3 separate regions of the Mus musculus genome follow, and regions 1 and 3 are each linked to region 2. Evidence: chromatin loops called from intact Hi-C (ENCODE). Cell type or tissue: left cerebral cortex. All regions are shown on one strand. Links, peaks and the distances in the headings refer to the core of each region. The heading gives the core; the rest is flanking DNA. Region 1 overlaps B3gat1 (beta-1,3-glucuronyltransferase 1 (glucuronosyltransferase P)). Region 2 has its middle 230 kb from the start of Gm39312. Region 3 holds the start of Gm48393 (a long non-coding RNA gene).

Evidence for each region. Hi-C counts contacts between places; a loop is a spot of excess contacts. Peaks named below come from ENCODE experiments on the same cell type or tissue, not always from the same donor. Only the 100,000 strongest peaks of a DNase experiment are listed, where the experiment ranks them.
Region 1: a loop joins it to region 2, with 2.2 times the contacts of the local background. A loop is called at or near these places in 2 of 42 quality-filtered maps.
Region 3: it touches region 2 in a loop (1.9-fold over the local background); 3 of 42 quality-filtered maps call a loop at or near these places.

Annotation. Positions count from the first base shown.
Region 1 is chr9:26,748,000-26,750,499 of GRCm38, forward strand. All of the region lies in intron 1 of B3gat1 (beta-1,3-glucuronyltransferase 1 (glucuronosyltransferase P)), which reads left to right. Among named protein-coding and RNA genes, the nearest start is that of B3gat1, 15 kb to the left of the region's middle. In left cerebral cortex, for the core only: a CTCF peak has its summit at 1,047; no DNase peak of the experiment used is centred there.
Region 2 is chr9:26,256,690-26,267,898 of GRCm38, forward strand. No RefSeq gene overlaps it. Among named protein-coding and RNA genes, the nearest start is that of Gm39312, 230 kb to the left of the region's middle. In left cerebral cortex, for the core only: no CTCF peak of the experiment used is centred there; a DNase peak (open chromatin) is centred at 5,179.
Region 3 is chr9:26,723,943-26,735,151 of GRCm38, forward strand. It overlaps Gm48393 (a long non-coding RNA gene), which reads right to left and starts at 8,941. Exons shown (of 4, transcript XR_003948112.1): 1 at 7,076-8,941; 2 at 6,221-6,335. B3gat1 (beta-1,3-glucuronyltransferase 1 (glucuronosyltransferase P)) reads left to right here and starts at 9,866. Exons shown (of 7, transcript NM_001310766.1): 1 at 9,866-10,235. In left cerebral cortex, for the core only: no CTCF peak of the experiment used is centred there; DNase peaks (open chromatin) are centred at 4,806 and 5,190.

The DNA.
Region 1 (2,500 bases), core at 1-2,500, 490 kb after region 2:
TCTGGCCAGCATTGAGCGCCATTACACACTACTCTGATCCTCTTGGGCAAGCAGCTACTAGTCTCTCCAACCTAACTTGTCCTCCAGCCTTGGATGATAGAGTGATTTGAGCCCCAGACACCCCCAGTTTTCATCTGTAGGCCACAGCTCTTTGAAGCCTGCAGAAAAAAAAATCCTGTGACTAGCTTTCCTCAACTATACCTGTCTCCAAGTTTTTATGGTTTTCAGTGTGACCCGGTTCCATGGGGAGCTGTAATGGTGGCCCTCTGAAACTGAGTCTGATCTCACACACACCCAGACCTCTCTTGCCTCGTGTAGGACGTGTCTTCATCCTCATAGACCCCAGTCATCATAGCTTCAGGTTGTTAAAACAGCAGCGCTGAAAATGTATTAGAACTATTCCCGTCAACGTTCATGTTTTAAAGCTAAAAGCAGAGATGAGGGGAGTGAAGAGTGAGAGCACAGTAACCTCTAGGGTCTGTCCTGCCACTGTCCTGGCTCTCGCTTCTCATCCAGTGGCCACTCCTCACTGAGCTTTATCTATTGTACCCAGAATATAGACTTCGTTCCTGTTTGTGAAATGCTTAGATAATACCAGGGGAGTGGATGCTCCTCGTGTCGGCACGTGTTGGTAAGAGAAGCCATCAGTCACTGGGGTCAGTCATGAGCAGGTGTGTGCACACCATTAGAAATCATGAACACAGAAGACCCTCAGCCACCACCTGTCCACACTGACAGGTCCTTTCTCACCATAAAGCCCCTTTCAAGTGCTGCTTATTTTTTCAGGCAATCTATTCTCTCCACCTTGCCTCCAAGCTTCTCCAAGATTTCTGTTGCTTCTTCTGTCAGCCCCATCCAAGGCCCCAGAAACCACTGTGAGATCCATGCAGATGCCACAGGCAATCCCCACATTCTTCCGAACTCAGGCTGAAGCCACAGTCTGCAGGGGACAAACCACGTTTGGTATGAGAGGCCAATGTAGCAACAGCCTGCACCACTGGTCTCCTGCCCACAGCCAGGAACCATTGCCGGTGAACCCATCCCCTGCTGGCCAGATGGTGTTCTCCAAGTCTGGGGGTGCTCTCTGCTCTACTTAATAACTGCCTGGTAATTAGCTCCACGATTTTGCCACTATGCTTATAATAGCCTCCATTAAAGTTATGGGGTTTTCAAGCTGTAATGGCTTCCAGAGTAATTAATGCACAACTGGGTTTATTGCTAAGCTTATTTTTAGAGCTTGTCTCTCTGCCTCCCCTCCCTTTTCTTTCATAGACTATTTTTTTTTTACCAGAAAAGAATGTGATGGAATTAGACACCCCTACATGGATCAGGCCCCTACATTAGGCCCATAGCATTGTTCCTTCTTCCTGTTTCAACATCCAGCAAATACTGGGATTGACAGTTAAGGTAGCTATGGTGGAGGAATGTGGCGCTTAAGCCAGTACTTATCCAGGCAATAGCTTAGAGTCACGTGGCCTCCATGTCATTCAGGCTCTGTCATTTCCCATCTCTGACCAGGGGCAAATTGCTTACCCATATTGCTTCAGTGAATCCAACTACAAATAGAAACACACCAGTGCCTGCCTCTGGGGGTAGCTGTGACTACAGCATGGAGTACATGTGTTAACTGTGTCAGCCATCTTGGTCCTTGGACACCATGAATGCTCTAGGACAGCCAGTTATCATGAGCAGTGGTACAGGCAGATGTAAAGGAGGCTGAATAAGCCACAGGTCTAAGCAGCTGCCCAGGAAGAGAGCCATAGAAGCAGGAAAGCACCCCACACAGCCCAAGGCCATGCCATGCCCACCTTCTTTCTTCTGCTTTCCTAACCTGGACTCAGAACCAGGCTCGTTTTAGCAGCAGACATTTCTGAAGCCCCAGCCAGGTCTGACCTCCCTCTCTTGGTCTGTTGTTGTCTGTGTCTATAAGAGAGCATCCATGACTGGGTTGCTTATAAAGAACAGGAGGCTTTTTGCTCTGTGGTTCTGGAAGATGAAGTGCAAACGTGTGGTCTGGTGCAGACTGTGTGCTGCTTCAGTTCATAGAGGACAGCAGCATGAAGAGTGGACAGCCATGGAAGAGAGGGGCTTAAGAGGTGGCCCTGCTTTAGAACAACTTGCTCTTGAAGGAGCGAGAAAGGCGTTAATCCCTGTCAATGACACAATCATCTCTTGCAGGCCTCTCCTCCCAACACTGCCCCAAGACAAATCCCACCTTATGTTTCAAAGGGGAGAGACTAGATCTATGGGGGACCTGCAGAGGACACTGCACATTTGCCCCTCTGGTTTCATTCCCTAAGGAATGATGTGCGGGCAGCTGCCACTGATTCTAGGAGCCATGAGTCTTTCATGAGAATGGCTGGCCATGGGATGTTGGCCAAAAAAAAAAAAAAAGAAAATGTACACTATTTCCAAAACTGGGCCACAAAATGTTTTGGTTGGCCATAACTTTCGTCATTGGCAAAGACCAAGAGCACATGTGGGCTGAGTAGGGCAGACA
Region 2 (11,209 bases), core at 3,853-6,352:
CAGAGCATAGGTGGAACTCTAGTGAGTTGTGGGTCTATCCTACCTCTCTTCCCCTGGGCCCCCCTTTAAGTTCCCAACACACTGAAAGTCCAATATATACATTACCCTCTATGGGGGAATGGCGGCTCAGAGTGTCACAGTCCAGGAAATTCCTACAGGGCAGTGTTGTGCCTTAGAAGGATACCACAGGGCTCAGTTGACATGGACATCTATTGTTATTTGTTCTGGTTACATTATTCTCTTCATGCAGAAAAACACAAACATGTGTATGTGCTCATGTGTGCATATGCATTTTCAGTTTGCAGATACAGAAATCTGTAACACCAATCTCTTTTTCTGTATTTTAGACATTGTTTCAAAGTTGCTGTCTTACACATCACAAGAAAAGCCCTGAGAAACTTAATGTAAGACTTTTGTTGTCCTCATTCCATGCAAACATATATTTGCTGTAATGCATCTAAAATCAGCTTCTGAGTGATAAAACTTTTAAATAAAACCAGACTGAGCAAAAGGGGTGATGCTCCTTTGTTTTGTGCAGCAGCTGGAAATGGAGGCAAATGGCCCTGATGTACACAGGTTTCAGCATATTCTGGAATCAGGAAACCCTGTGGTTTGGGGAATTTGTTTGTTTGGTGGGTTTTTTTTGTTTGTTTGTTTGTTTTGTTTGTTTGTTTGTTTTTTGTTTTTTTGTTTTTTTTTTTTTGCATTTTCAGTTCTTTTAATTCTAATTATTACTATTTTTTTAACGGAGCACTCCTCCATTGCTGGTGGGCCTGCATGTTGGTAAAAACACTTTGGCAAACAATCTGGCAGTTCCTCAGAAAATTGGAAATAGTTCTACCTGAAGACCCAGCTATACCACTACTGGGTATATTCCCCAAACTTGCTCCAAAATATAACAAGGACACATGCTCCACTATGTCTATAGCAGCCCTATTATTGATTATTTGTTGCCATCTACTCCTCTTGGGTGAATTTGCTTCCTTTTGTTCTAGAGCTTTTAGGTGTGCGGTCAAGCTGCTAGTGTATGCTCTCTCCAGTTTCTTTTAGGAGGCACTCAGAGCTATGAGTTTTCCTCTTAGGACTGCTTTCATTGTGTCCCATAAGTTTGGGTATGTTTTGGCTCCATTTTCATTAAACTCTAAAAAGCCTTTAATTTCTCTCTTTATTTCTTCCTTGACCAAGTTATCGTTGAATACAGTGTTGTTCAGCTTCCACGTGTATGTAGGCTTTCTATTATTTATGTTGTTACTGAAGATCAGCCTTAGTCCATGGTGATCTGATAGGATGCATGGGGTTATTTCAATATTTTTGTATCAGTTGAGGCCTGTTCTGTGGACGATTACATGGTCAGTTTTGGAGAAGGTACCATGAGGTGCTGAGAAGAAGTAATATCCTCTTGTTAGGAGCTAGAGGAAGTACCCAAGGAGCTGAAGAGGTTTGCAGCCCCATAGGAGGAACATCAATATGAACTAACCAGTACCCCCAGAGATCCTTGGGACTAAACCACCAAGCAAAGAAAACACATGGTGGGACTTGTGGCTCTAACTGAATATGTAGCAGAGGATGGCCTAGTCAGTCTTTAATGGGAGGAGAGGCCCTAGGTCCTGTGAAGGTTCTATGCTCCAGTATAGGGGAATGCCAGGACCAAGAATGGGAGTGGGTGGATTGGGGAGCAGGGGTAGGGTGGAGGGGATAGGGAATTTTCAGAGAGGAAACTAGGAAAGGGGATAACATTTGAAATGTAAATTTTATGGAGTGTATGGATATGTGTGAGAGTGAATATATGTATGTGAGAGAGTGCATGTGTGTTTATGTGCTTTTGTGAGTATGTGGATGTGTGTGCTTGTGGATGTGTTCATGGAAAGAGACAGGGAGGGAGGGAGAGAGAGAGAGACAGAGACAGAGAGAGAGAGAGAGAGAGAGAGAGAGAGAGAGAGAGAGAGAGATATTAGGCCTGACCTGTCTGAGAAGGCAGCATTTTTTTTATTCATTCACATGAAATTTTACAAGTGATTAGAGAATCTACTATATATGGTGCTAACATAGAGCCATTGCCTAAGCCTTTTAATTCCCATGTTAGGAGCAAAGTGCTCAGTTTCAGCTCTTAGGAAGCTTCTGGCTGATATCTCTGAGTCTAGCTCCAAGAACTACCTCAATGGTGTTGTCTCTCAGTTAGTGGAGTTTCAGGCAGTGCAACTGTCAATCTAGCCCATGTATAAAGGGAAAAGAATTTGGGGTAGAATATATAGGAACTTATGGACAGTGAAAATGGATTGTCCATCTAGTCATGGGACCAAGCAGGAACCAAAATAAATGACAGAAGCCTACTATGTCTTATGACAAAGCATGTGTGTGGCCATATAGGGTCCAGTGAAAATAGGAAGCCTTGTTATCCCACACTAATGTCCATGCAAGATTCCCAGAGCAGAAGAGGCATAAATATTCAGGTTAACATTGAATCAGATCCACTAAGGTCTGCTCTGCTACTGCAAATATGGAGAATAGTCGTGGTGATAGGAATAGAGGCAGCTTACCCACCTAGACCAACACTGAGCACAGTTGGTTAGCACTGTACTCTAGCTTTCTAGGCTAATCAACAAATCCTGTAAGTAGAATGAATATATGAGAGAAGTATCCCTTTCTACCTACAGAAATGGACAGAACAGCATTGTATCCCTTAAAACATATTTAACTCGGTGCCAAATGGTCATGTGTATGGTAAATAATACTTGTTAATATGAGATGATAAAACAAACCCATGACTGTTTAATTCGCCACGCAGAAGTTTCCAGGCAAAGTGTTGGAATCACCTATTGAATGGATGGCAGAGCTAATGTTCATAAAAGGAGGGTATATCCCCCAACCCATATGCAGTGCACACATCATTTATCTGGAACTGTCATCTCAATAGGCAGAATAAATGCGACAGAATAGAATAGATTGAAGAGGAGATGTCCTGACACTTCTAGTAACCCACTTAAGTAATATCTGCTTCCTGTGTTTGAAATCACAGGATATGTGGGTCCCTAAATAAGTGCTTTCCCAAAGGAATAGAAGAATATGCTGAGCTATGTACTGAAACTGTCATTTAGCACTTAGCACTTCTGATTTTAAGGGAATAGCCAGCAGTAGGGAAGCTGCAGTTGTGCATGTTACTTGATGTTGTTGTTAGCTGGGCAGGTTGTTGTTCCTGTACAAAGAAGAAAGTAGAAAACATGCACAACTAACAGGTCACCAGCTCTGCGACTCCAGGTGTTCCTTTGGCTGAGTTTGATAGCAAACGGATGGAAGAAGAAAGTGAGATCAGAGAGTGCAGAGTCTAGGTGCCCAAACCTGTGAGGATAAAAAGTCCAGGATCTGGGTTCAAAGGGGTTACTGAGAGGAGCTGATTGTTTATGGTGCTTAGAAGAAGACAGTAATGCCATAAACAGACAGACAGACAACAAAATTTCAGGGGCCTTAAAGAATGAAAATCAGGTCCCACGTGGCAGAAGTGGGAAGATCTGTGTGTGTGTGTGTGTGTGTGTGTGTGTGTGTGTGTGTGTGTGTGTGTGTTTGCATATAAATATTGTGAATGGGATAGTTTCACAGCCTAAGCCTCCAGTCAGGATCTCTGATTTCCAGACATTAGTCCACTAAGGGAGTGGAAAGAGAGTGTGTGTCCACTAGCACCTCTTTAGTATAAACATACTTCCCCATTTGAATATGTAGACCTTTGGATGTCCATTAGCCAGAGTTTCATGGTGTCTTCTTAATAGGGCACCTGTCAATATCCAAGAGAGAAGGATGCTGCATGTGGTATTACCTGAGCAGTAACTAGGTTCTATTATTACATTCTTAAGGAGGAACAAGGACACACCAGGCTACTGAGGCTGAGATGGTCAACTTTGGTATGGGGAGTTACCCATACCAAAGGGCTTGTCTGAGTCTTTACCACAGTCCTCTCTATCTCTGTAAGTGTCCTGAAGGTCTGTATGAATGGAATGAAAGTTCTGCCTTCATGTCCCTCCTAAACATAATGTATGTAGCTAAAGACTGCTAGACTTTATGGTGGTAGCTGACAAGAACTTAAAAGCCATGGATTCAGAGAGTATGGCTTTGGAATAACTGACTAACTCAAACCTAAGCATGTGGGATTCTTCCATATCTGTTGCTCACAAGCTCCATAACTGTGGACAAATCAACTTCTCTAAAGTCAAATTTTAACATTTAAAATAAACAATAGATTTCTTTCCTCAATAAACTGGGGTGATGTTTATTGAACACATAAATTAAAATAAGAAGAAACTCTTAAAGAATCACTCCACTCTAGAATATTCTGCATTGCTTTCTTCTTTCAGACTCTGATCACTGATTCTCAGCCTTCCTAATACTGTGATCCCTTTATATAGTTTCTCATGTTGTAATCATCTCCAACCATCAAATTATTCTTTGCTACTTTGTAACTGTAATTTTGCTACTGTTATGAATCATAATGTAAATATCTGATATGCAGGATATCTGATATGGGACCCAAAAAGGGGCCATGATCCATAAGTTGAGAACTGCTGCTCTAGATACTACAATTTTTTGGAAAAACTTTATTCTAAAAATATTAAAAATTAAAATGAATAATGACAAACAAAACAAAAACAAAAATAAAACAAAACACCAAGTACTTTCTTCTCAAGCCTCCATGATACTGTAAGTGAATGGTGGCATTGACATTGTTGAGTCTGGAGATTCTGAGTGTGCAGAGGACCTCTAAAGGAGTCAGAGAAGATGCTAGTAAAGGTTTATTGAGGAATGGCATGTTTAGGTTCTCGTGGGTTTGTTCATCTGTTGATGGCTTTTTAATCTTACCATAGTTATGGATTTAACTATGGAAAACATGTTTAAGCTATAACAGAAAGATGTAGGTTAAATAGGAAAAAACAATTCTAACATAAGAGCAGAATGAGGCCATAGAAGAGAGTACAGAGACAGTGTACAGCATTCTGAGGGAACAGTTGTAAAAACAGACAGGAGCTGGTTTAGTAGAGTTAGAGGAAGTAAAATTACCATGAACTGCCCATGCCTGAGCTGAACATTCCAAAAGAAAAGGAATAAAGCAAAGAGTAGAACAGAGAGACTTGGCTTCTCACCTAGTTCTTTTCATTCTGCTTTTGAAATGTGTAAACACCTCTGCAAGAATACTAGAAGTGACTTACTCATCAAACCCAGTTTCTAAAGTGAACCAACATGTGAAGGAAACTGCAAGTAGGACCGACTGGGGATGGGTACTACTGTTGGGATAGAGCTGGTCTGTCTGCTCCACAGAGTGCCTTCCATTTAAGCCTTTGTCCCAGCACAGTAAGAACATGATAGCCTCACCCCCTTATTAATCCCCAACTCTTGCTGAAGGTCCTTCCTCAGCAGCAGGATGGCAACTGATGTCAGGCTTTTCTAAAGTGATGGTTACTATGGGAACAGTGGGTTCCTGGGCAGATTCTCCAATGGCTTAGCAACCAAGAAGGCTCTTCATCATTCTTTTGATAGTACCTAGATGTTTGTCTGGGTGAGGAATAGACCTTATCAATGGTTTTCTGGGTGATCACAACTTCCTCTCTGAAATAGGAAAGTACTCTGTGGTCTATAACTAAGCTCTCACTGGCCCAGAGCTCTGAGATAATCCAGCCCTTCCTGAGCGAGCTGTCTTCACAGGAACAACAGCCAAAAAGTATAATGGATAAAGGATTAGGGGCTGGCCATAGCAATGGTACCTATTATCTATTATCTATATGAAGAACATATATTCAATTCATCCCTAGCCCACATGAAGGCTTGTACGTGCAGTCACTCACATGCATGTGCACACACACACACACACACACACATACACACATATACTCAAACATGTATACACACATAAATGACAAAGAAAATTCAAAAAAGAGAAAGAAAGATAGAGGGAAGGAAGGAAAGAGAAAGGGAGGGAAAAACTGAGTGAGGGAGAAAAGGAAGAAGAAAGGGAGGGAGGGAGGGAGGAAGGAAGAGAGAGGGGGAGGGGGTACATGACAGCACTAATATGAAGAATTCTAATTTACCTGGTCAAGGGTTGGGGGCTACAATTGCCTGGTAAAGGGCTGAGGCTCCAATTTTCACTGAAAAGTCTGTGTTATGTCCACAAGCAGGCAAGAAATTACTGAAAATCCACTAACTACATTTAGTCAATAAAATTTTGCTACATAAATCAATTGTGAATGCATACACTTTTAATCCTGGCATTTCTGTGGCAGAGAGTGATGGGTCTCTGTGAGTGCAAGGCCTGCTTATTTTACACAGCAAAATCTAGGCCAGCAAGGTATACCTAGCCAGAGTGTTTCCAAAAACAACAACAATAATTGGCCAGTAGAGATAGAGGCATAATAGTTCATGCCTATAATCCTGACATTTGGGAGGATCACCATGATTTTGAGACCAGCCTGGGCTACATAGTAAGTAAAGTTCAAGTCAGAATTGCATAGCAAGACCTTATCTCCAAACCATTGAGAAATAGAAAGAAATTGAAGGAAATAAAGTAGATGGCATTCAGGTGATAATCTTGCAGTCATGCCCTCTTACTATTCACTGTTTGGCTAATAAAACACAAATTGACTTTTGTACTCTGAGTCCAGCTGTCTGACAGACATAATATTGTGCAGGAGTGTGGAATTCTGTTTCATCCTAGCATGGGGCATATGCATTGGCATCCCATTTTCACCTTTTGGGCACAGGATCCTGTTTTCTCATGGTACTGAATAGATGGGTGCCTACCTTTACCAACCCTCTGGTATCAGCCCACACATCTCTGTAGAACCAGCCATAGTGCAATATCCTATAGTCATATAGTTCTATAGGGTGGATGAGAGAGACATTTCTCCAAATGTTGGCCCCCTTCAACTAGCATATAATCTTAATTGTAATAAAACTCTCCATTTATTAGTCCAGTGATTTTTTTACACCTGAATGTATCAATAACAACTGTGAATTAATGACATTTAAATCAAATAACTGACCTTCTGAGCTCCATAATTTGTTATCCAATACAAAGTGGTCAGCCCTGACCAGTACACACAAACCATATTAAACTGCTTCGGCAAGTTGCATGTATATACTTATACATGTATATGTACATGCGTGTCTAACAATTACAATCAAAGAAAAACATGCTAATTTAAGAGGCAGTGATGGAGGTGACATGGGAGAGGTTTGAAAGAGATGACATGTGAAAGGTTAGAGGGAGTAAAGGTAAGAGGTAGAGTGAGGGAATTGTGTTTAAATTTATATATATATATATGCAAGAGCCTGTAGTCTGCCAAGTAGGCAGAGACAGCATTTCTTTATGGACTTTTTGTTTTTTCCTTTTTCAAGTTTCTGCTTGAGGTTTTACCCTGACTTCTCCAAATGATGAGATGTAACATGTATGCTGAAATAAACTTATTAACTCCTCAAATGTCTTTGTCAGAGTGTTAATCACAGTGAGAAAGGAAACTAAAGCACCACCGTAAAGGCATTCTGAAGTGTTCTTCTAGTGAGAAGTTACCTCCCTGAGACTTGTCTTCCCTTGTTCTCATTGCCATATTCAGTGGGGGATTCTTCAACTTCACCATGTAAGGGTTCTATTACCCTTCCCATTTCATAACACGTTGGGCATGGGCATCATTCTGATTTTCTCCCACAGCCTCCTGATAGGCCACTGTGCAAGAAGGAAATGTGGAACAGGGTGAGCTCAAGACACATTAGGAGGCGATTAGAGGGGAGTGGGAGGCGATAGGGAGAGAGAAGAAAAATACTGAGGCTCCTCTAGAAATTGTTGCCCTTTGTTGCTTATGTAGGGTTTTGCTGAGCTTATTTGAAGCCCAAGAGTTTGAAGATCCAGAAGTTCAAGATAATTTCTGTTCTTGCTCCACTATCTCTTTCTCCACACTTCAAGAAGCATGAGGAATGCTGTCTCCCTCCATGTGCTTGGAGCGTTAGACAGGACAGTATAGAATAGTGTGTGATTCTATGCAGACACCAGGCATCTATGTGCTTGTTCTGTTTATACTATGGAATATGAAACAGGGGCAGTCAAGACATTGCATCCAACACCTATGTGTTGGTGTTGGAATGTCTTCATTTTTAATTCTTATAACCAAATGGTGAGCATAGGTTGTTCCTAACCAGAGTCTGGTCCCATTGTGGGTGTGATAAGACTCTCCTGCAATGCTCTAGTGGCATCAGTCACTGGATGAAAGGTACTCAGATCCTCTGGCTGAGTTCTCTCAGGCTTCCTATAGCTGAGGGAGAAGGGCTTTCCTGCCATGGTTTTCACTGTTTTAGGAAATGTCTTTGAATGCTTGCTGTCTGCTTGTTAATAAGGGTGGTTTTCTTTTGGGATTGCTCCCACGCTGTCCTCTCTCCACCATCTGTTTCATCTCTCACAAATCTGGCTTACTGTTTTGTGAGGGTTCCCACTAATGGAAGATTGTAGCCTTACTATTCCTCTGTTCCACCCATTACCTCAGCCTAAACTTAGATAAACCACAGAGACTCCTTGAAACAAGCTTTGGGGTTAAGACAGAGTCTCCTTTCACCCATAAAATATAGAACATTTTAAAAAAAGCTCTTTCGAACAAATGACTCAAATTATCTTAGTTTAACCTTGATTGGAAAGCATGTATTTCAAGGTAGCGATGATTTACAGAAAATAATACACAGCCTCCAAAGAGAGCACACCATCTGGAAGACTTGCTTTAGTTCCAACTTTTGAAGAACTTAGAAATATTTAATGTCAAATTATCATAGAATATATTCACAGAGTAGAATGTGGCAATAATTGGACATGCATACACAGTACATAATGATTATCACAAATGAATCAATGAACAAATATGTCACCAATCCCACTCAGCTTCAGTTTTGCCAGAACTTGCTCATCACTAACTGAAAGCTAGCTCCCTCTGGCTGACATTGTACTGTTGTCCTAACATCTAGACTCTGGTAGCCACCATTCTGGACATTGAGTCTATAAGTCATACCACATTTGTCTTTCTGTGTCTGACTTATTTTTCGTGGTAACACATCTTTCAGGGTCATCTTTGAGTTGCACACGCTGTGATCTCCTTTTCATGACAATATATCCCATTGTATACATTACCTTCATTACATATTATGTATCTACTGATGAATCAAGAGATAATAAGAGTTGGCAGAGGCATAGATAAAAGGGAATCTTTTGTGGGGGTTGGGTGGTAATGTATATCCATGAGGGAAAGCAGCATGGTAAGTATGGTAGTTCCTCAAAATTGAATTGAAGCACATATGATGTATTATATGTTGGTGTTTTTCTTTGTTATTCCATTTTAGAGACCATCACATGGAATGGCTTTGCCAACATACTGGGCCTTCCATACGTAGCAAAGCCTTTCTGGAAACATTCTCAAAGACACATCCAAGGGAGTCTGCCTTTGCATGGTAAATCCAAGTCTCAACAATTGAGAATCAAGATCAACCATATCAGGAGTCTGTGAATTGTATATTAATAAAACTGTTTCTTCAATGTTTTTAAAACAAAGCAAAGATCAGTTGATTCTTAACTGTCACAGTGTTTGGTATCTCCAAGCAGAGGAAACAAGTTTCTACAAATGAAAAATCATGCTTAAGAAAATTAATTTGGTTTCTGGTAACCTATGGAAGTTCAATTTTCCCTTCTCATTGGTGAGGTTGCCTCCCTGCTCTTAGTGGAATAGGGCTTCTCTTAAACCGAGAGCATGACTGCTGAGCCCAGGTAGGACTCCTGTTCCACCTCTTGCTGGATGACCAGCGGTAGTCATATAATCTTCCCTTGTTGCTTAGGCCTATTTAGAAACTTTAGTTAAAACCAAAGGACATCATTTTTCTCCTTGCCTTTTCTCTCTCTAACCTCTTCCATATATTCACCTTCTTCTTTCTCAAACCCATGATCATTTTCACATTAATTGCTGATGTATGTTATGTCTCTTTAAACGTCTTTCAACAATGTTTTGACATTTTCAGAGTACAACTTTTACACTATTGTTGAATTTACTTGTAATTTATTTATATTATTTTACTCTTTTGATTGTATGAATTAAATCAGATTTACTCTTGGGTTTCTTTTTAATTATGGAGAAATATAATTTTATATTTATCTGCATCTCATAACTTTAATGGACCTATTTATCACAGTTCTTATTAACAAACACTGTTATTTAGAAAAGTTTTAAATTCAGAGCCAAATTGAGCAGAAAGTAGAGAATTTTGCTTCATCTCTGCCCTAGCACAGCAGAGCTTACTCTGTTATCACACATTCCACCAGAGTGGTACATTTCCCACAACTGATTAACCTACATTAACATACCATTATTATCCAGAGTCCATGGTTTACACTGGGATTCATTCTCAGTGTTTTATAGTCTATAGATTTGAACAAATGTATGATGATATGAACCACTTTGTGCTACCCCTAGTCATCACCACCCACTATAACCCATGGCAACTACTCAGCTTTTTTTTTTTTTGTCTCCACAGCTTTAATTTCCTACAATGTCATACAGTAGAATAGCACAACATACAAGTTCTCACATTGCCTTCTTTGATTTAATAATGTGCACAGTGCATGCCTTGCTAACTCATTTCTGTTTTTTCATGAATAATAGCAATTACCAATTACCCGTATATACCACAGTTTACTGTTCTGTTCATGAGCCAAGAAAATCTGTTGCTTCCAAGATTGGGCACTTTTGAGTAAAGCTGTTATAAACATTTTTGTACAGGTTTTTTTATGTGGTCATAAATGTTTCTCTCCTTTGAAAAAAAATGCAAAGAAGTTTGATTGTTGGACTGGTAGGGTAGGAGTAAGATCATATTCATTATATAAGAAAGAACCAGATCTGCCTTCTAAGGTAATTATACTACTTTTGCATTCCCATCATGAATGAATGAGTATTTTTTTTTTTTATTCTTGGAGCCATTTGGTGGTGTCAGCGCTCTGCACTGTGGCCATCTAAAAGGCACATAGCACAAGTTAATAATGGCTTTAATTTTGCTCCTCCTTGATAATCTACAGTGCAGAACAACAACCATACATCCTCCCTGGTAAAGCATTTATCAATGTCCCTAGCCTGAATTTTTTTATTCCATTAAGTTATTTATTTATTCACTTCACATCCTGATTACATCCTCCTGCCTCCTTCCAATCTCTCTC
Region 3 (11,209 bases), core at 3,984-6,483, 470 kb after region 2:
ATATGTTTTGATTATATCTTCACTGCATATTTCCTCTGACAGTTGCCTCCTTCTTCACACACTTCTGTCCAGCTCCAACTCCTATTCCCTGGCAGAAACTACAAGCTGTCGTTTGTAACCTTCAGGAACAAGGCTCGGAGCCTCTCTGTACTACTGCCTCCCACATCAGCTGACACCACATTTTATCATCCTTTTATCTTCTCCTCCTCCCAGTATTCAAATAGTTTCAGAGAAGAGAAACTTAGCCCCTCACACCTAATTCTAGCTTCAGCCTGCTTTGTCTCTCTATGATGGTAAGTGGATTTTCTGACCTTTATGGACCTTAGTCGCTTCTTTTGAAAAATGAATAAAATTAGACAAAAATCCTTTAGGGGAAAAGATTCCATCTAAATTTGACATTCTATGAACTTTTAAAACCTGTTTACTCTGCATTTAACAGAATGTATGTCTTTTATCCCAGTGAAGAAAAGTCTAAAGGTGAGTACCATACCATATCTCCTAAAGGTGAGCACCATCATGTCCAAAGGTGAATATCATCCCGTCTAACAGTAAGTACCATCCAACTAAAGTGAGCATCATTTCATCGAAAGGTGACCACTATCCTATCTAAAGGTAAGCACCATCCCACCGTCACACAGCCCACCTATGCTTGAGAGATCTTGTTATTAGGACCTCTGTGGGCCAGAGGCATCCCTGTCACTTTAAAAGGCAGTGTCTTGGGGATCCTAAATCAGAATCTTTACTTTAATCAGATGCTATTCAAAAGATTCTTCAGTATTTTAACTTTGGGGGCTCTGCCCAAGATGACAACTCCCCAAAGCCCAAGGAAGGCAGGTTTTGGTTTGACTAAGAAGAGCATTCTTCTGTAGGGAGCAGACTAGAGATGAACTTGTATGTGTGGAAGGCCATGGAGCCTCCTCAATTGGGTAGAAATGGAAATAGCCCAGATTTTTTCAGAGATGAAGGACAGAGAGTACACAGGGGTTTGGAAGCAACAAGTCATCCCCTTATAATTCTGAGGCAGGAGGCTTCTTTCCAACTTCTGCTATCCATTGCTGTAGTTTCATTTGGAGTGGCAGTAGAGCCAGAATTCATGGCACTGCTGTTCTGCGCTGGTTTTGAGATAGTGTTATCAAGTGTGGATGAAATGGAAGATGGAACGAGAGAGCAAACAGAGGCTGTGACCAGGCTTTTCCTGATTGTGTAATTCTGGAAAGTCTATGGACTTACTGAGAATCCTGGCAACCTCCTTCCTTGCTGAAGGACCCTTTCCCCCCTCTTGGTCAAGAGCCTGGGTTCTCAATTTAGAAGCTAATTCTCATTCAAATTAGCTCATCTCACAGATAGAATTAGAAGCTGGGCGATGATTTGGAAAATACAATCAATTTAGTCCAATTGTTCTTGCATGTCATCTCTGTCCAATAATGAAAAATTTGTTCCTTGGGCTCTGGTGCTGACAAGGAGTCATTATCCACGGGAGTGAGCTCATCTGCTAGGGCACAGAGCTAAATGGGTGTGGGAATGGTAGAAGGCCAGAGCAATGAGGGAGATTAAAGAAGGGAGTCCGGTGATCAGACACTCATGGGGAAGGAAAACTTGACCGGAGCATAATACATCTCCATGAGGTCAGACCACAAGACAAGTTCTATTTCAAGACAATGTCTGTTTCCTTAGATTCAATGAAGATGAGGTAACACTTGGAAACACATCTTATAGGGTCACACTGAAGAGCAAACAACTTGATTTACGTTAAACCTCATTCATTCATCCACTTAGAAATATTCACAACATCAGACATTCATTAGGCATATGCCAACCATTTTACTTCGTAAAAGAGCAAGACACAGTCTGCGGTTCCTGTGGAACTCTTGTGAACTTATTATACACTGACTGCAAAAAGAAATAATGGGGATGATAATAGTGGCATGGTGCTGATGATGACAATGACAATGACAGGCATTCACCCCAGAAGACAGTGCTGGCTGACAACTGATTTTAATGTGCAGTGAAAGATCGTTCCTCCCATTGCTCTTCTGGGCTATGAGCTAAGAGAGATTAAAATGCTGTTGTAGGAAGCAAACAATATGCATATTTCATGAAATACATTTCTCTGCCTGTTTAATTGTGGGATCCTCAAAAGAGGCAGGGAAATTTGCTGCTTACCACTGTGATGAATGGTAGGTTTTCAGCTCAGCCACTCAAGGCTTCTGACCCTGGGTTTCCTGGCTTTCCAAGTCTGCTGGGATCGGTGCCTACTGAAGGTCATGGCCATTGTATATGGTTTGGCAGTTTCTTTTTCTCCTTGGCCTTTGGGTGTATCCAAATTATAATATATGTATTTTCTCTTGTTTTTCACAAATACATAACATGGAGAGCTACAAGGATGATAGTAGTATACCAGAGAGTAAAAAGAAGGGGCATTAGAAAGATTTGTTGTAGCTGCTGCAACTACAGCCTCATAGGAGTGAGTTGTTTGGAGACACCTGGAAATAACTCAGTGAGTTTCTTGAACTTTGGTCTTCCCACATGCTCACAAATCAGGGTACCCCATTATTGTACTTCAGCCTCAGTCCAGAATGTAGACATCCCAGACCCCCCCTTACCTCCCCTAAAATAGCATTTGCAGACCCAATGGTGATTTCTAGCTAGGACTTGCTGTGCCTTTCTCTATAGCGCCCACTGTGCTCTGTTGTCCCAAGCAAAGGTAGACATTAAATGCTTTCTGTAATCACACAGGCTGCAATGATAAGCAAACACCATGCACTGTTTTATCAGAATGCGTGTGCCACTCAGTGAAGGTCCTGCTCTAGATAGCACACTTCATTCTTAGAAATCCTTCTTCAGGATTTCCACAAGCTTCCCATTATGGAAATGATCATAACTTGATCTGAATGCCATCGCTTGCCCAGAATGTCATCATAACTTCTCTACCCCAAGAAAATGTCACAAAGCCTTCCAAACGCGGTTTTTATTTTACAGTTTTGTGTCCCTTTATTTGTAGACTCTAAGCTAGGGCTGAGGGTAAACAGAACGTAAAAATCTGGTAACAAGAACCTAGTAAGCACTCAGCAAGTGTTAATTAAATGAGTAGGAAAAGAAAGAAACACTGTTGAATGTGAAGGACATGCAATCCTCAAAATTAAATAGATCCTAGATATTTAGATAATATCACCTAATTACTAGAAATAGTTACATGCCCCTTCCTCCCTCCCTCCCTCTCTCTCTCTCTCTCTCTCTCTCTCTCTCTCTCTCTCTCTCTCTCTCTCTCTCTCTCTCTCTTTCTCTCATGCACACACAATTAACCTAATATCCTACTACCCAATCAAAGCAAACATCACTAAGCAGTCACAGTGCTCGATCCTGTTTAGCCCACGTGTAACTTCAGAACATTTCACGGCATTTCATACATTCACAACCAATTTACGGAATTGGCATGCATAGTAAAATTGATTTGCTCTCCTTGATAGGTTATTTAGCTTTATCCTGGCATCCCATGAATACTGTTTCTACTTATAAAGAGGAGCCTATTGTTTTTCAAAGGTGCACAATGACCATGCCTAGAAGAGGCTTCATGTAATGTCAGTCTGACTTCCACAGTGTGATATCCCCCTGCCAAGCACAACTTGGGCCCCCAGAGTATGGACACTGCTTCAGTCCAGATGTGAGAACATGAATTTTTGTTGCCTGTGAGTGGTGCTGGCCTTGGTGCTGAAACACGGATATGTGTGTAAGACTGTGAGACCTACATTATTGGGGATTTAGGGTGTTTGCTTTTCTGAATGGGGGATTAGAGACCAGAAAGCCCAAAATGACCATCCATCTCTCAGGAAACAGAACGGTAAAATTAATACTGTCAGATATGGGCTCAGACCCAAGGGTCCTGATTAAAGCTCTCCCTAAGTCTGTCGACCCTTTATCCCTCACTGGGTTATGTAAGGACAGATCACCAGCTCCCTACAGGGAGTTCAGAGATTTTATCAAGCAGGAAGAAACCAGAGGATAAAGTGCAGTTTTTCCAGTTCTCAAGATGGGTGAAGACCAGAGGTTTGGGGGTAAATGGTGTGGACAACCCACCCGGGACTGCAAGCTTTAGGGTCTCAGCAAAGAGAGACTCTACATGCTTTGTTGAAAATAGTTTCCAGAGATTTCCAAGTGGCCTTGCTGCATCTTGACTCCCAGATGTCCACAGAAGAACAAGATGTGTCCCACATCCAATACTCTTCCCATGGATGTGTAAGTCCATGTTTTTTCTTTTTCCCTGAAACTCATCACGGACTTGGGTTTGTCTCACAAAGTCAACAAGAGAACATTCTTTGGTGTTTTTTTTTTTTTTTTTTTTTTGAGTCCCTAGCACCTGTGGCTGTCAGAGAGTAGCAGAAGTGAGTCCCCGCCTTCAGGCCACATGGAGACAGTGCAAAGGGCATCTATGCACAAATATTTGATCATTCTCTCCACAGATTCTGCACCCTCTTGGTTCCCAGAAAAATAAGGAGAAATCACAGGCCCAACAAAGCTAGAGAGGTAGGACAGCGACTTGTTTCCAGTGCACATAATTGATCCTCAAACCCTTAAGAACAAATATATATATATATATATATATATATATATAGAGAGAGAGAGAGAGAGAGAGAGAGAATAAAATTAATTCCTAGATGTCTGAAATTTACCTGTGTATGTTATAGGCATCCCTTCCTCCTTCCCCAGATACCCAAAACTCACTATATACCAAACCTCTACATGAGAGCAAGAAGAATTTGGACAGCTTCCCACTGTTTGCCTCTGTTCCTCTCCCATTTCTGCCTTCTGCAGCAGCCCCGATCTCCATCTGTCTAACAACCTGCCCTCTGCCTGCCTCTTCCTTCATGCAGAAGAATTCAATGGCAGGGCACAAGAGGAAAGGCAGATGGGAAAAGTGAGATGGAAAAACGCCAGGCTTAAAAGAACAATTGACCTGGAAGTAGATGCTAATCTTTAATTTCTGTGTTTCTAACACCTAAAAATTTCATAGCTAGAGAAGTCCTTGAAGTCAGGAAGGAAAGATAGATGTTTGGATATATGGATGGATGATGGGTGGATGGATGGGTGGGTGGGCGAGTGGGTGGGCAGATGGATGCTGGAGTTAGAGCACCCATGAGAGATGTCTTCTAACTCCTTTTCTATATTTTCCAAGTCGCATAAGGAAGTTGTACAGAGCTGTTCCTGCAGAAGCTCTGCCAACACCCAGAGGTCTAAGATGTTTGCTCATCACCCAGCTATGGAGAAGCATTTAGGCAGGAAATTAAACAACTACATCCATCATATTTATTGAACAGCTTTTCCCTGGAAGACACCAGTGTAGGATATCAGTCATGCTCAAACTCCAAAAAGAAAATGAATGTCCTTCTCACTTCATCTCTCTCTCTCTCTCTCTCTCTCTCTCTCTCTCTCTCTCTCTCTCTCTCTCCTGTCACCCCCTTATGTGTGTCTCTTTGTGTGTGTGTGATAGAGAGTCTCTGGTTCTCTCTCTCAATTCTTGATCACTGCCTTACAACCTTCCTTGACTTGATTGGTTCTTTCTTCCAATACAAGTTTTACTGTTCTAGTCCCTTGACCAGCCCCGAGCATTAGTGTTACACTATGCTGGCCCTTCTGCAAGTTTCAGATCAAATGGAACTTTAAAAAAAAAAAAAAGCCTTTCCTTGGTCTCAGCATCCTCCCTGAACCCTGACTCCATTATTTCCCTTCTACAGCTCATTCTACATTCATATATGCCCTGGCTTCTTGTCTTTGGCACCCAATAGCACCCAAACTCCTGAGGTACTTTGATGGTGAAGAGCTGAGTCTTTAAGCTCAACCACCTGATTCAAAGACAACTTTGTCACTGCTGAGCATGTGACCTTGATTAAATTACCTAAACACTATGCCTTAGATTGCAGGCCTATACAATGGAAATCATAATGGAGCCTTGTCACAAATGGTTCCTGATAAATAACATCTTATGTCATGAAATCAGTTAATGCACATGGAGACTTAGACCCTTGCCTGCTTTATGAAAAGGCCTTATCAACATTGACTGTTCTGGTGGCTGTCAATCTCTGTCCTAACTCCATGGACTGAGATTTGACAGAAACTCAATAGAAATTAGAGGAACAAATGAAAGCATGTGCATCCTAATACCTCACCCCCCCCCCCCAGGAACCCAGGTAAGTATAGCTGGGAACAGGGGAGAAGCAGATCATACCTGAGACTCCGCAGAGGCTGTGCAAGAACAGTAGCTCATGTCTAGGTTGGAAGGAGTCCCAAGGAGACTCGAGAGTAGTGGGTAGAAAGGTCATGGGCAACCTGGATTCTTCTCCCTTGTGCAAGAACACATACAAGAGTCCTCAGATTGCCTCTGAAAGAGCTTCTTCAGAGACACAGGGCCCTTCTCCATTGCCTCTCATCTCTGTCAGCCCCCAAATGCAAAGGGCAGTCAGTATATTTCAAAAGTACCCTATATCTGTGCACCTGCACTATAACAATGGAATTTAGAGGAGGCAGGGATGGGACATAAAGAAGGGAATCTGAGAGTCTTTGTGATCAAATATCCACCTCCAATTTGCTCTGGAGAAACTGAATTTCAAAACCAGAACCAATGGCCTCTTAATAAAAGGGAGGAGTGGAAAAATGTGCTCATTATGACAGCCATGAACTCAACCACTCCAAATAGTGCATCCACACAGTCAGCACAAAACTTCTAAGGATGTATATCCTATGAAATTTTCTGCTAGACTTTGCAAGTATGACCCATCCCCAGGGACCCTAACCAATTGTTCAAAGAGAGGAAAACTTTCCTCTCTCCACTGTATTCCTTGGTGAGGGTGCACCTGGTTGTCATGCACACATTTATATGCCCCTGCCTGAACCATGACAGCTGAGCTCATGCACTGGGGAATGAGGGGTTCCTAACTGGGCCTGTCCATTCATGGCAGCGAAATCACTAATGATGAGTCCCAATGTAAGAGCAGGGATAGCAGGTGACTGCCTAAAAACAGGGGCCCCAGCCATCAGACAGCTGAGAGGGTAGGGCACAGACCTGGGTGAGAACATGGCTTACCTGTTCTAGTTCCTTGCATAGTTAGCTGAGAAGAAAAAGATGGCCTGAAAAGAAACCACCAATGGCAGCCCTGGAGCATAACAAAGCTACTGATGAAAGAGAGCCAAGCAAAGGGCCAGCTAGGGGAACAATGAGCCAGCAAGACTAATTGCTAGTCGTATTAAATTTGGGCACAGGTGATCTAGTCCCAGATGTTTTTTTAGCTTTTACACTGCAGGTGATGCTTTTATGAGATCCTTCTGAGATTCAGATTTTGGAAACTGTGCCAAAATCAGAGGATGGGGCAGGGCTCCTGTCCTTCTTAACTACACAATAAACATATAACAGCTTGTCCCAGAAGGCTTGCATACTAAACATTCTGGTGCTAGTCTTTGGGAGCCTCTGAGAAGAGGGGCTATTTACTCTTCAGAGGAGGGGAAAATAAAGAGAGATGCAACATTCAAAGCTCCTAGATCTAGGAGCTTCTCCAGATGTTTGGAACAAGGACCAAGTTGTAGGGATGCAAGAAATCCAGATGTGGAATGGAAACACTGCTGCCCTTCAACTAACAAAGAACACAGAAAAATGATAACTATGGCTCGGCACCCTGATAAAGACTGGTGGGTGTATCCAGGTGGGAGCAGGCAGGTATGTGCATACATTCACACATACACATGATGTATACAAATGCACACTATTTGTTTGCACTGGTTTTATTGTGGTAACTTATGTATCTGTATTTTGGGCACATGTTGCATCTACATAGATACACATGTATCTTTGGGTCCATACCTGTAGAATAGTTTCAAATAAATGTCAGGCTGTGGTCTCTCCGCTGAGCCTTCTCATGCTAATTTTAATATCATATTATGGTTTCAAAGTTGGCTTTATAAATACAAAAAAAATACCATAAACAGCCCCAGGCTAACTTTCAAGACATGTTTCCAGAATGGGGTTTTATTATCACTGTTGTTCTCACAAGAATGGTGCGATAAAACTTGCAACCATTCCTGCTCCATCTGGTTGAATGCCAGGCTAGAGAAGTTAGAGGGGAAGCCACCCCATAGAACAACCAGAGGACATTTGCTGGCCGAAGCCTGTGGGACCAGACAAGATCCTGTCGGCTTACCGAAAACCTGTCTTATTACTAAAGAGACAGGCCCAGAGGTCACTTAGGTAGTGCCTTTAACCCATTCATTATTCCAGCATTGTCCTGAATCCCCAACCTGGGGATTTGGCACCATCCTGGGCAGAGATATGAGTGAGTGTGACCCCACACATGGATGCTCCTGTCTGTGGGCATCAGCTTCCCTGTTGGTAAGAATCAGCCTCCAAGATCATCTCTGCCCTGTCACTTAGTAATTTTGGGTGGTATGGTTTCCTCAAGGAGATGCAGCAAGACAGCATGCCCTGGGCTCCCTGGTATGGAGTAAGGGGAGAAGAGTCTGGAGAAAGCCTCTCTCTAGAGACAGTAATTCTGTATTTTCTATGGGATGTTGTAAACTGTGACTACTACCTAACCTCAAAGCCTTGAAGAACAGAATTGATTCTAGAGCCTTTACACCACTCAACTTCACCCAAGAGGAGAACCAGGCTTCATCCTGATAGGCAGAGGTGATGGTGAAGAGCTGTGGGCTCAGCCTCAGCCCACAGTATAAAGTACGTTTCAACCCAGCAATGCCTAGCGGTGGAGCTGGTCTTTTGGAGTTTTGAAGAGGACACAGCTGAAGGCCCTGACCACAGGTGTCAGTGAGGACTATCAGCAATATAAACCTGAAGGTGCATGGATGGCATCTTAGGCTCTGGCAAGTAGACAATAGCATTTAGAAATCTCCCACTGGATGACTGCATGGCAGAGAGAGAGGGAGAGAGAGAGAGAGAGAGAGAGAGAGAGAGAGAGAGAGAGAGAGAGAGAGAGAGAGAGAGAGACAGAGACAGAGAGAGACAGAGACAGAGAGAGAGAGAGAGAGAGAGAGAGAGAGAGAGAGAGAGAGAGAAACTCCCTGTATCCTAGCATCCCAGCATCCCAGCCCCCCAATACCTAGAAATTCCTGGATGGCCTGCCCACCCACATTGGCCATCTCTTCATTCTGCACCAGACTGTGCCTCCTGCCTCCTTGTTAGATGCCCAGTGCTGGGGGGCGGGAAAGCAGAGTGACCCTCAACATTTTGGCATATCCTTAAAAGAAAGAAGCAGTGCCCACAGGTGGGGCTGCCCCACTGGCAGGCTCCTTGGGGACTCCTACCTCCGACCCATACAAACAACCCTGTATCCACTTCGGATTGCCCGAAGCCAAGCTGGGGGCCGCACCCTCTTTCACAGCCGCACTCATTCCAGCTCAGTGTCTTAGTCCCGCAGAACCGTGCCCCACCGCAACCCCCAAACCCTCAGCATCCCAGCCCGGAAACAATCGCCCTTTGAGAGAAGCTGCCAAGCCAGGGGCCTGAGCAGCCAGGATTGAAGGATGGAGGCGGGTGAGCTGGGGGTGCCGGCAGGGCGGGCGCGCTCTCACTCGAGCCAAAGCTGGGGTGCCCTGGGCCCCGCCCGAGGCCACTCCAGCATCCAAACGAAGTCCCAGACGCCCCAGAGGGAGGGCCACAGAGGAGAGAGCAGGGAGGTGATACCAAGCTAGAGGAGGGGGTCCAGCGTCGGCCCCCGCCTCAGCCCGCGAGGTTGGTACGGACCGCGAGTGGCTCGGGTCCCGCCGGCAGCTCGCGCTCGCGGGGGCGGGGTGCGTGGGGGCGGGGCGGGAGGCGCTGTCACAGCCGCGGCCGCACCGCGCATCCGCCGCCGCCAGCGCCGAGGGCACCACGCGCTGGCCCGCTCGGCTGGGCTCCGGCCGCGCGCCCAGCCATCCCGGCCCGGCCGGCCCGCGCGTCGCCTCTTGGGGCTCCGATCGCCGCCCCGCGCCTCGCCACCCGCGCCCTCCTGCGCGCTCCAGGGTTCTGGCCGCTGCCTGGCTGAGCCCAGAAGCAGCGGGGCCGTGATAGCGGGCCGGCCGGGGCTGCGGACGAGTGGGCCCGCGGCTATGAAGTGGCCCCCGAGGGCACGGAACCGGAGAACGCCTCGAGAGAGAAGCGCGCGCATCGCAGGGCAGCAGCCTTGGGTCGCTGGGGCCAGGGTATAGGACTGCCACCCGCTATGGACTGCGCCAGGGACGATATGGACTCGCTGCCGCAGGTCAGTGTCCGGCGCCCTGAGCCCCCACCTCCGCGGTGCACAGAGCCCCTTTATGCGTCCCCATCAGTACCCACGCCATGTCCGCCCGCGTGCGCGCGCGGTGTGTGTGTGTGTGTGTGTGTGTGTGTGTGTGTGTGTGTGTGTTGCACAAAATAGGAACATCCATCGGGAAATAGGGCCGGCTGGCAGGGCCTGCACCTGAGAGGATAGGAAATAAAGCTCGGATGCTGCCTGCCCCGCTCCATTAGGATGAAGGCAAGAACTGGTTCTCTGAGTCTTCTAACAACTGGTCTTTCTCTTAGCTCTTCTGTCCCTTGCCACCTCAGCAGGTGGTTCTTAGTGGCCCATAGGATTATAGGAGAAGGGGTCAGCTCTAGCTGCACCCCTACTCACCGGCAGGGACCCCAATCTCTCTGTCTTTCCTGGACATTTACAAATTAATTCTTTTCAGGGGAACCAAGTGACGCTCATCTTTCCTGTGGGTGCTGGGAGCCAAGAGATGTGGAAAGTGACAGTGAATCTTAGAGACCTTCAGTGCAGTAAAGCGGAAGGAGGCAGGGCCAGGTCATTACCTTCCTCTGTGCACTTGATCATACAAGTTCAGAAAAGGAAACTGAGATGTGAAGTAAGAGGAAAAAGTATCAGATCCCGCACCCCAGGGAACCGGAGTGTCAGACTCCTCTTAAGCAGCTCAGGTCAAGAGCCCACCCACTCCCAACTCACCCCACCCACCTACAGGAACTTGGTTTTCATGAGCTACCACTTTCTTAGCCGGATCTAGTCCTAGTGCACTCACTGGACAGCTTATAGAAGGTGGAGCTGAGATGACCCCCCAGATTTCTAAAGGCACAGGACCTTGAGCAGGGCTTTTTGTTGACAGTGGATTCCCCCATGCTTGAGTGGTACTTCTTTACGGAGACCAGTTTAGCTGGAGTGCCCAGCAGAATCTCGATCTTGGACTATCTGGCATACAG